Linked DNA regions of Homo sapiens: region 2 is linked to region 1. The links are chromatin loops, found by intact Hi-C in ENCODE. Cell type or tissue: right lobe of liver. All regions are shown on one strand.

Region 1 (4,000 bases):
TTCCAGTTTCATCCATGTCCCTACAAAGGACATGAACTCATCATGAACTGCATAGTATTCCATGGTGTATATGTGCCACATTTTCTTAATCCAATCTATCGTTGTTGGACATTTGGGTTGGTTCCAAGTCTTTGCTATTGTGAATAGTGCCACAATAAACATACGTGTGCATGTGTCTTTATAGCAGCATGATTTATAATCCGTTGGGTATATACCCAGTAATGGGATGGCTGGGTCAAATGGTATTTCTAGTTCTAGATCCCTGAGGAATCGCCAAACTGACTTCCACAATGGTTGAACTAGTTTACAGTCCCACCAACAATGTAAAAGTATTCCTATTTCTCCACATCCTCTCTAGCACCTGTTGTTTCAACTTTTTATTTTTTTTCTTTTCCTATGCTTTAGGCATATTCATTCATCCAACGCTTAGTAAGAATTTACTGATACTATCTAGTCACCAGAGAGACAGTTCATAAAGCTGGTCTGCTCTTTCAGTTTTCACTTAGCCTATTTCTCCACATGAACTGTAAACTCCACATTTCATGTTTAGTCTGTGTATTAGCCTGTTTTCATACTGCTGATAAAGACATACCGAGACTGGAAAGAAAAAGAGGTTTAATGTACTTACAGCTCAACATGGCTGGAAAGGCCTCACACTCATGGTGGAAGGCAAGGAGGAGCAAGTCATGTCTTACGTGGATCGCAGCAGGCAGAGAAGGAGAGCCTGTGCAGGGAACCTCCTCTTTATAAAACCATCAGATCTCATGAGACTCATTCACTATCACAAGAACAGCAAGTGAAAGACCCACTCCCATGATTCAATTACCTCCCATTGGGTCCCTCCCACAACACATGGGAATTGTGGGAGTTACAACTTGAGATCTGCGTGGGGACACAGCCAAACCATATCAGTCTCTTTGCTATAAGGATTACACAAGGTAGTGGAAACAGAACTAACATTCTGGTTATGTCAAATGTATGTAAGCCATAGTTCCACTTCACTGTCTAATCTTGGCCAAATTGCTTAATCTCACTAATCCTCATTTATCTCAACTGCAAACTTTACAAATCATTCCATGTGTTTTTTGTTACTGATGCATGAAAATTTTCTCAAATTTGCAAAGAAAGAAGAAGGAAAGTGTCTTTTTTACTCAGCTGACTGCTGCCTTCAGATGCTTGGCTCACAAAGCAAAATGCTACTTTAGTTGTGCTGCTCTTGTGATTCATGCAGCAGAAGCAAATGTGCTGAACAGAAAAGAAAGATAAGCAAACACTAGATTAGTCATAAACTGGGAGATTGTCTCAAGTGTAAATGCTGGGTAGAAAGCTACAGGCTTTATACTATACACTATATAGTATATATGGTATATGTATACTGAAGGAGGCGGGGGAGAAGGGAGGCATCCACTATTCCTAAATGTAGTTATTCAGAATATATGCCTGAATCTTTGAGGGTTCCTCCATAATAATGGCTCACTCACTGATTCTCTGAGCATTCCAGAACAAAGACAAATTGACTATTTAGCCATGACAAACAAAATTATGAGATAACCCCAAGAGCTAGCCTAAGAGAAAAATAAAGCAAGAGGAAAGGATTTTTCTTTTTATTGTTATTCAGTAGTTTATCTTTCTGTTTGTCTGATGATTTGCTTTTAGGAGCCTGTGAGGCTGGTTTCCTGGGGTCTATGCTGTATAACTTCTTACCTTTAGGTTAAACCTTCTACTGATATTTTTGTACCCAGCCCATCTTGAATGAAGGCCAGATTGGACATGCTTTAATATTTAATCCTTCTGAGTTATCTAATTAAGTAAAAACTGGCATTTTAAAAGTTCCTATGCCATGAGGATTTGAGTAGCTGTGCCAAAAGGCTTACATCACTAGACTGGAGGTAAATTTATAGCTGTTTTTATTCATTTGCATTTCATCAGCCCAAAATTGCTGACTCTAGGTTTGGCAAGGACCTTACTGCCTGCTCAGTCTGCAGGGTATAGTACACAGCTGGTGATGGGCAATGATTCAAGAGAGAAGTTTGAGTTCCACAGTCCACAGGTCATTTTTCACCTTGAAGTTTGGCTGTATAGCAAGTCAATTATATAAACAAAAAGCCGGGGTTATTCTGATGCCATAGGCTTAAAGGCATCCTCCTTTTTTTTTTTCTGTAAGAAGCCCTATAGCATCAGTTCTGGCCTCAGCTGACCTAGTTCAGCCCCAGTCCTGACAATTACAGTGAAATCACATCTTAAGGTAAATAATGGATCTAAGGTAATTATATTATGATCATACTTACCTTTAAAAGTCTCATGTAAGACAGTATCGTACCTGGTAGTTGGGTTCTAGAATCAGCTTGTAAGTATGCATAACAACTGACTCCAACAACATAGGCTGAAGAGCCTGGAGAAAGTTATCTCATGTCTCTAAGCTTCATTTCACTCATGCATGAACTGCAGTTATTAACAGAGCCTACCTCGTAGGGCATAGGAAGGCTGAAATGAGATGACGAATGTGGAGGGCCAAGCGCATAAACCAGCACAATCAATGATAGCTACTAGTATTAACAGATTGTTATGGGCTAGTTAAACTCCTACAGTGGGTTGTTGGCTACATGTACAATGGCTGAACTCTTTCAATTAGCCATTTTGCAGATAAGGGAACTGAGTCTAACGCCAAGCAATTAAGGGGATAGCTAGTAATGCCAAAAACTTGTTTACTGTGTACTATAGTAATCCAGGTCGTATACGATAGAACCAGCTCTGCCCAGTTTTGTCATTTACTGTTTCCATAAACTTATAGAAGTTGGTTAGCTATTCTAAGGATTTTAAAAGTTCATACATATAAACCATTCAACAGTGCCTGGCACATGGTGAGCTACATCATGATCATCATCACCATTATGGTTATTAATATCCCATGCTTTGTGTGGAAACACCAATAGTGTTGGCAGCACCAGTGGTGAAATAATTTGTCTTACACATAAGGGAGAAACAGACTTAACTCCACAAGATTACTTAACATAAAATAGGATTTGAAGAGGATTTTCAATAAGACAATTGGAAGAGCCTCAGTGAACTAAAAAGGATAGATTGCTCCAGATGAATAAAATGAGAAGACATGGAGGCCAGGGTCATAGAAGAGGCAAAACAAAATGACTTGCATGAAAAGAAAGGGAAAGAAAAGAAACAAAGAGATAGAACCTTTGCAGCAGAATAGCAATGATTCCTTTGTTGAAATTCTATAATTTGTTGGCTTGGTCTCCATAGTATCTAAAAGTAGACAGATACTTCAGTTGGAGACCATGATGATAGGCTCTACACTTTCATTACAATAAATGAGACAGAAAAATACCGAGGTACATCCAGAGGCTCAGGAAATGAGTACTGCAGTGCTATTTCACAGATGTGGCTGAGCAAATATAATTCAGAAAATTATTCCTTAGAAAAGAAAATAAAGACTAGAAACTTATTTTATAAATAGTAGATGGGGTGCATGTTGAACATAGGATACCAGAGAGAAACAAGGAGCAATTATTTTTATTAGCCATATTCAGGTGGGGAGGGGACAGATTGTATTTAGCCCTGAGTTAGGATTTTTCAAGCTCACTCTTACATCACTTTTTGTGACCTGGAGCAAGTCCCTTCTTCACACTTATTATGGGCCTAAATCACCTTCCTGCCTAGATCAGGAAGTAGTACAGTATAATGTTTGGATACAAAGGCTCTGGAATTAGATTTGGTTCAGAACTCTCCTTTATGCCTATTTCCTGAGTTATCTGGGACACATTAGTTAAATTCAAGCCTCAGTTTCTCATGTGAAATTTGGAGATTGTAACAAATATTGCTTATTTAGTATTGTTGTTAGAGGTTTAAATCATATAATTCACGTTAAGGTGTTAGCAAAATGCTTGAAATATGGGAAGTACTTAATAAATGGGAAATATTTAATAGATGGAAACTACCTGTATTGTTATCTATAAAAATAAAAGGATGGACTAAAAGATCTGTA
Region 2 (4,000 bases), 66 kb before region 1:
CCATTATCATGGACAAAGAAGTACAGACATTTCTGCTGATGTAGCTACAACCCTGGGGCTACTTACAGACTATTGTGCATACTGCTACACTCCATAAGAAAAAATACTTACTGCTGGGAAATTTTGCACTACATTTTTAACCTGCTGTTTGCACAGTTGACATTTCAACATCATGATTGTTTACTCTCCTGGGAGATACTGGCATCTTTTGCAAATTTTAGCGGCTGTTGAATAATTGCTGTTAGGATGTTTTTTGCTTCTCATTTGCTGATTTAGTCTCACCACCTCATTACAAGATTGTGGTTTCTTTTCTGAAATCTGTGAGTTTCATTTGAAAGTGAGAAGGGAAAAAAGGGAGATCAATCTCCCTGACTTGAGAGACTATAAAACCTGGTCATTTGACAACACATTCACTCTCATTATTTCTCTCCGTCTCCCTTGTGTGCAACGTTCCACATTTTTAGGTAAGGGCTGGGGTGAAGAAAGAAATCTGTGTTCAAGGAACAAATTGAAGCTTCCTGGTCCATCTGAGAATTAAATGAATGGTTGCTTGAAAAGAACCTGTGATGACTTCCTCTGGTAGCACACTCTAGTGCTCACCACCTGGACAATGAGGAAGTTTCTCCTAATGACCAGCTTTAAAAGGGGAGGCACTATTTCCCTGAAATGGTTTACTATGTGTCATAAATCAAATGCAGTAATGTCAGTCTTTCCAGCACCCTGATTGCATAATCTGATTCTGATATTCTTAAATACCTCCAATCCCTTTCTAAACAATGGCTTTATTTGCAAGTGACTAGAATGGGTCACAAAAGAATCAATACTAATATTGTTCACATCTTAAGGTTACTATTGAAGCTGTCAGAAATTCATGTTCCTCCTGAAGACAGACCATGGCCACCCATGGAAGTCATTTAAGTGCATCTGACCCATATGCATTTGTTCTGGCTTCACATTATGTTAAGCAACAGCAGAGATTGATTACATTGCAGGAAGTGGAAAGGTCATAACAATGAATTAACTACCAAATTGTCAATGAGGCACCTCTATCTGTATTTCTTTGAAAAGGAAGTTCAAGTAGTATTAGGTAGGGCAGAACAAGGCTGAAGGGAATAAAATATAAATTCATTAAATCATTTCCATCTCAGTTCTGACATCTAAGAAAATCTTCCCTGATTCCCCAGACTAGGTCGCTTCTTATATTTCTTACTTTAGGTCCATGGAACTTATTATTATAATTATGAATTTACTTGAAATGATTCTTGCTTCTCGTTTTTTTTAACAGTCTCACCAGACAGTAAAATGTAATGATTGAAAATATTGCCTGTAGAGCTTGATTTTGAATTTCATCTTTGCTTCTTAACAGTGGTGTGGTTTTAGTTTCTTCCTCTGCACAATGGAGCAACTAGTAGTTACTACATCATAGAGTTGTGAGGATTAAATGAATAAATAATTGTAAAGCACTTAGGACAGTGTCTGGCACACCATAAACATGCATCCAATAAATGTTAGCTATTTTTCTCACTCTATGAATGTGAAACGAGAGAGAAATGTTAGCTAATTTTTTCACTCTCTGATCCCCCTTTGCAGGACGTGTGGCAGGGGTGTGGCTTGTCTGTTCGGTGGCCCTGTTGCTCAAACCCCTGAGACGAGGGGGAGCACGCAGATGAACAGGTGCCGGAACCCAAGTGAGCGTGTGTTACAGTGTGCTCCTTTAGCCTTGTCATCCAGGGACGGCTGTTAACCCCCGGATTCTTGGCCGGCATCCTGGACCAATCAGATCACACGAACTGTTTAAAAGGTGATGAATGTGGAGACTTTATTGAGCAGTAAATGTGGCTTTCAGCGGGATGGGGAGCTGGAGTGGGAAGGTGGAGGCGGGAGAGGTAATCTTTGCCTGGAGTTCCGCCGTTCTTCTTGGCGGTCGGCTTGGTTCAGACACCTCTTCCTCCTTCTCTGCGGCGCTGCCCTACTGTTCTCTGCGCTCTCTGCCTCCCTCTTCTGTTCTCTGCGGCTCTGTTCCTCTGCTCTTCTCAACATTCAGCCGCTTGTGTGTGTGCCCGCTAAGGTCTCAGGTTTATATGGGCACAGGATGGGGGTGGAGAGGCATGGTAGGCTAGAGTGGTCTTGGAAATGCAACTTTTGGGCACAAAAACAGGAGTGCGTGTTCTCATTTAGGTCTATGGGCACAGGCCCAAGGGTGGAACCCTTGCCAGGGACCTAGCCCTTCTCTACCCAGCATTTCCCTGCCCCCCCTTCCTTATCAAATGTATTATCTTATTAATATCTGCCTCCCTTTTGAGACTCAGGAAGACAGAGAACATGTCTGTTTTGCTCATTCCTGCTGCATTCCCAATACAGACGCTCCTCAACATACAAAAAGGTTACAACCCAATACACACACTATAAAATACACATACCATAAAAATACACACATCATAAAACATCTTAAATTAAATTAAAATATCTTAAATTAAATTAAAAATGCATTCAATACACCTAACCTACCAAACATCATTGCCTAGCCTAGCCCACGTTAAACATGCTCAGAACACTTCTATCAGCCTATAATTAGGCAAAATCCTCTGGAAAGATTGCAGAGTATTAACTGTTTACCCTCCTGATCGTGTGGCTGGACTGGGTGCTGCAGAGCTCACTGCTGTTGCCCAGCATGGCAAAAGAGTGGAGAGTATTACACCTCATATCACTATTGTGGGAAATGATCAAAATTCAAAATTCGAAGTATAGTTTCTACTGAATGTGTATTGCTTTTGCTACATGGTAAAATAAAAAAAACATTAAGTCAAATCATTCTAAGTTGAGAATTGTCTGTATATGTCACATTGCCTAGCACATTGTGGGGATTCAATGCATATTTTCAGAACAAATAAATAAATCTAAAATATATTGCCTAGAAACATGAGTTACCCTGGAAGTGAATATGACCTCAGACATCAAAGGATTGAGTTGGGCCTCTGTATAACATGACATGAAGACATGGAATGGACTAGCCCTATTTTACCAGGAATCCTAAGTAAGACTATTTTAGGAAACATGATTTGATCTACAGGATATCCAATTTTGCAGTAAAGAACTGTCCCATAATGATTTTTTTTTAATAACAGCTAAAACGTCTCATCTTTTGAAGACATTAACTAAAGCAGCAAGCTGCTTGGATATGATGATAATGGTTTCTAATGCTTAGTAAATACCGTTGTTTGCCATTATTACGCTCATTTTAAAGGAAGCCCTTTCGCTTGTGTTTAAACAAAAGAGGAATACAAAAATAAAGCCTCAAAGGAACTAAATTAGATAAAGATATTAGAGACCAAGATAGAGATAAGATCAAGATGGAGATGTTGATGAAGAGACAGTAGTGGAGGCAGAGGGAGTATCAGACTGGGATTGCTCGAGACAGAGGCAGCCAAAAAGACAGATTTCTACAGGTCAGCCAAAACGAATTAATAATAAACCCCAGAGTAACGATAATAAATAATAAGCCCCCAAAACAATTCCACAAGGACAATTTCTGAGAAATGCGTTATCAATCAAAATGTGAGCTCTTCAGTAGAAAGATAAATTTTAATGCATGATACAGAGACATCCTGAGTCAGTAAGTCAGCCACCAAATGCCACTGAACGTTTTCCTAGGTCCTGAGATTATAGTGAGGAACAAATGTCTGGACCCTCTAGGGACTTACAGTTTAGTAGTGAGGAATTGTTTAGCAAACTCATGAAGAACTAAGTAAGATAATTTCAGCTATTGACTGTGCTCTGAGGAAGATAAAATAGTGTCATAAAAAGAAAATATGCATTTGATGGTGGGTGGTGCTGTGAGGAGATTGCTAATGTCAGGGAGGACAGCTCTGAAATATGAGCTGAGACCTGAATGTGAAGAAAGAATCAGCCGCATAGTGATCTAGAGGAAGAAGGTTCCACTCAGATGGAGCAGCAACCACCAGGGTATGAGACAGGAACTAGCTTGAACCTCAAGGCTTTG

What was found. Peaks named below come from ENCODE experiments on the same cell type or tissue, not always from the same donor. Only the 100,000 strongest peaks of a DNase experiment are listed, where the experiment ranks them.
Region 2: a loop joins it to region 1, with 8 times the contacts of the local background. A loop is called at or near these places in 1 of 110 quality-filtered maps.

What each region holds. Positions count from the first base shown.
Region 1 is chr9:101,637,501-101,641,500 of GRCh38, reverse strand. All of the region lies in intron 3 of GRIN3A (glutamate ionotropic receptor NMDA type subunit 3A), which reads left to right. Among named protein-coding and RNA genes, the nearest start is that of PPP3R2, 45 kb to the right of the region's middle. In right lobe of liver, no CTCF peak of the experiment used is centred here; a DNase peak (open chromatin) is centred at 1,980; H3K27ac peaks cover 1,688 bases.
Region 2 is chr9:101,703,274-101,707,273 of GRCh38, reverse strand. The region is part of intron 1 of GRIN3A (glutamate ionotropic receptor NMDA type subunit 3A); the gene reads left to right. Among named protein-coding and RNA genes, the nearest start is that of GRIN3A, 33 kb to the left of the region's middle. In right lobe of liver, a CTCF peak has its summit at 2,003 (motif pointing left); DNase peaks (open chromatin) are centred at 1,713 and 1,983; H3K4me3 peaks cover 1,371 bases; H3K27ac peaks cover 2,048 bases.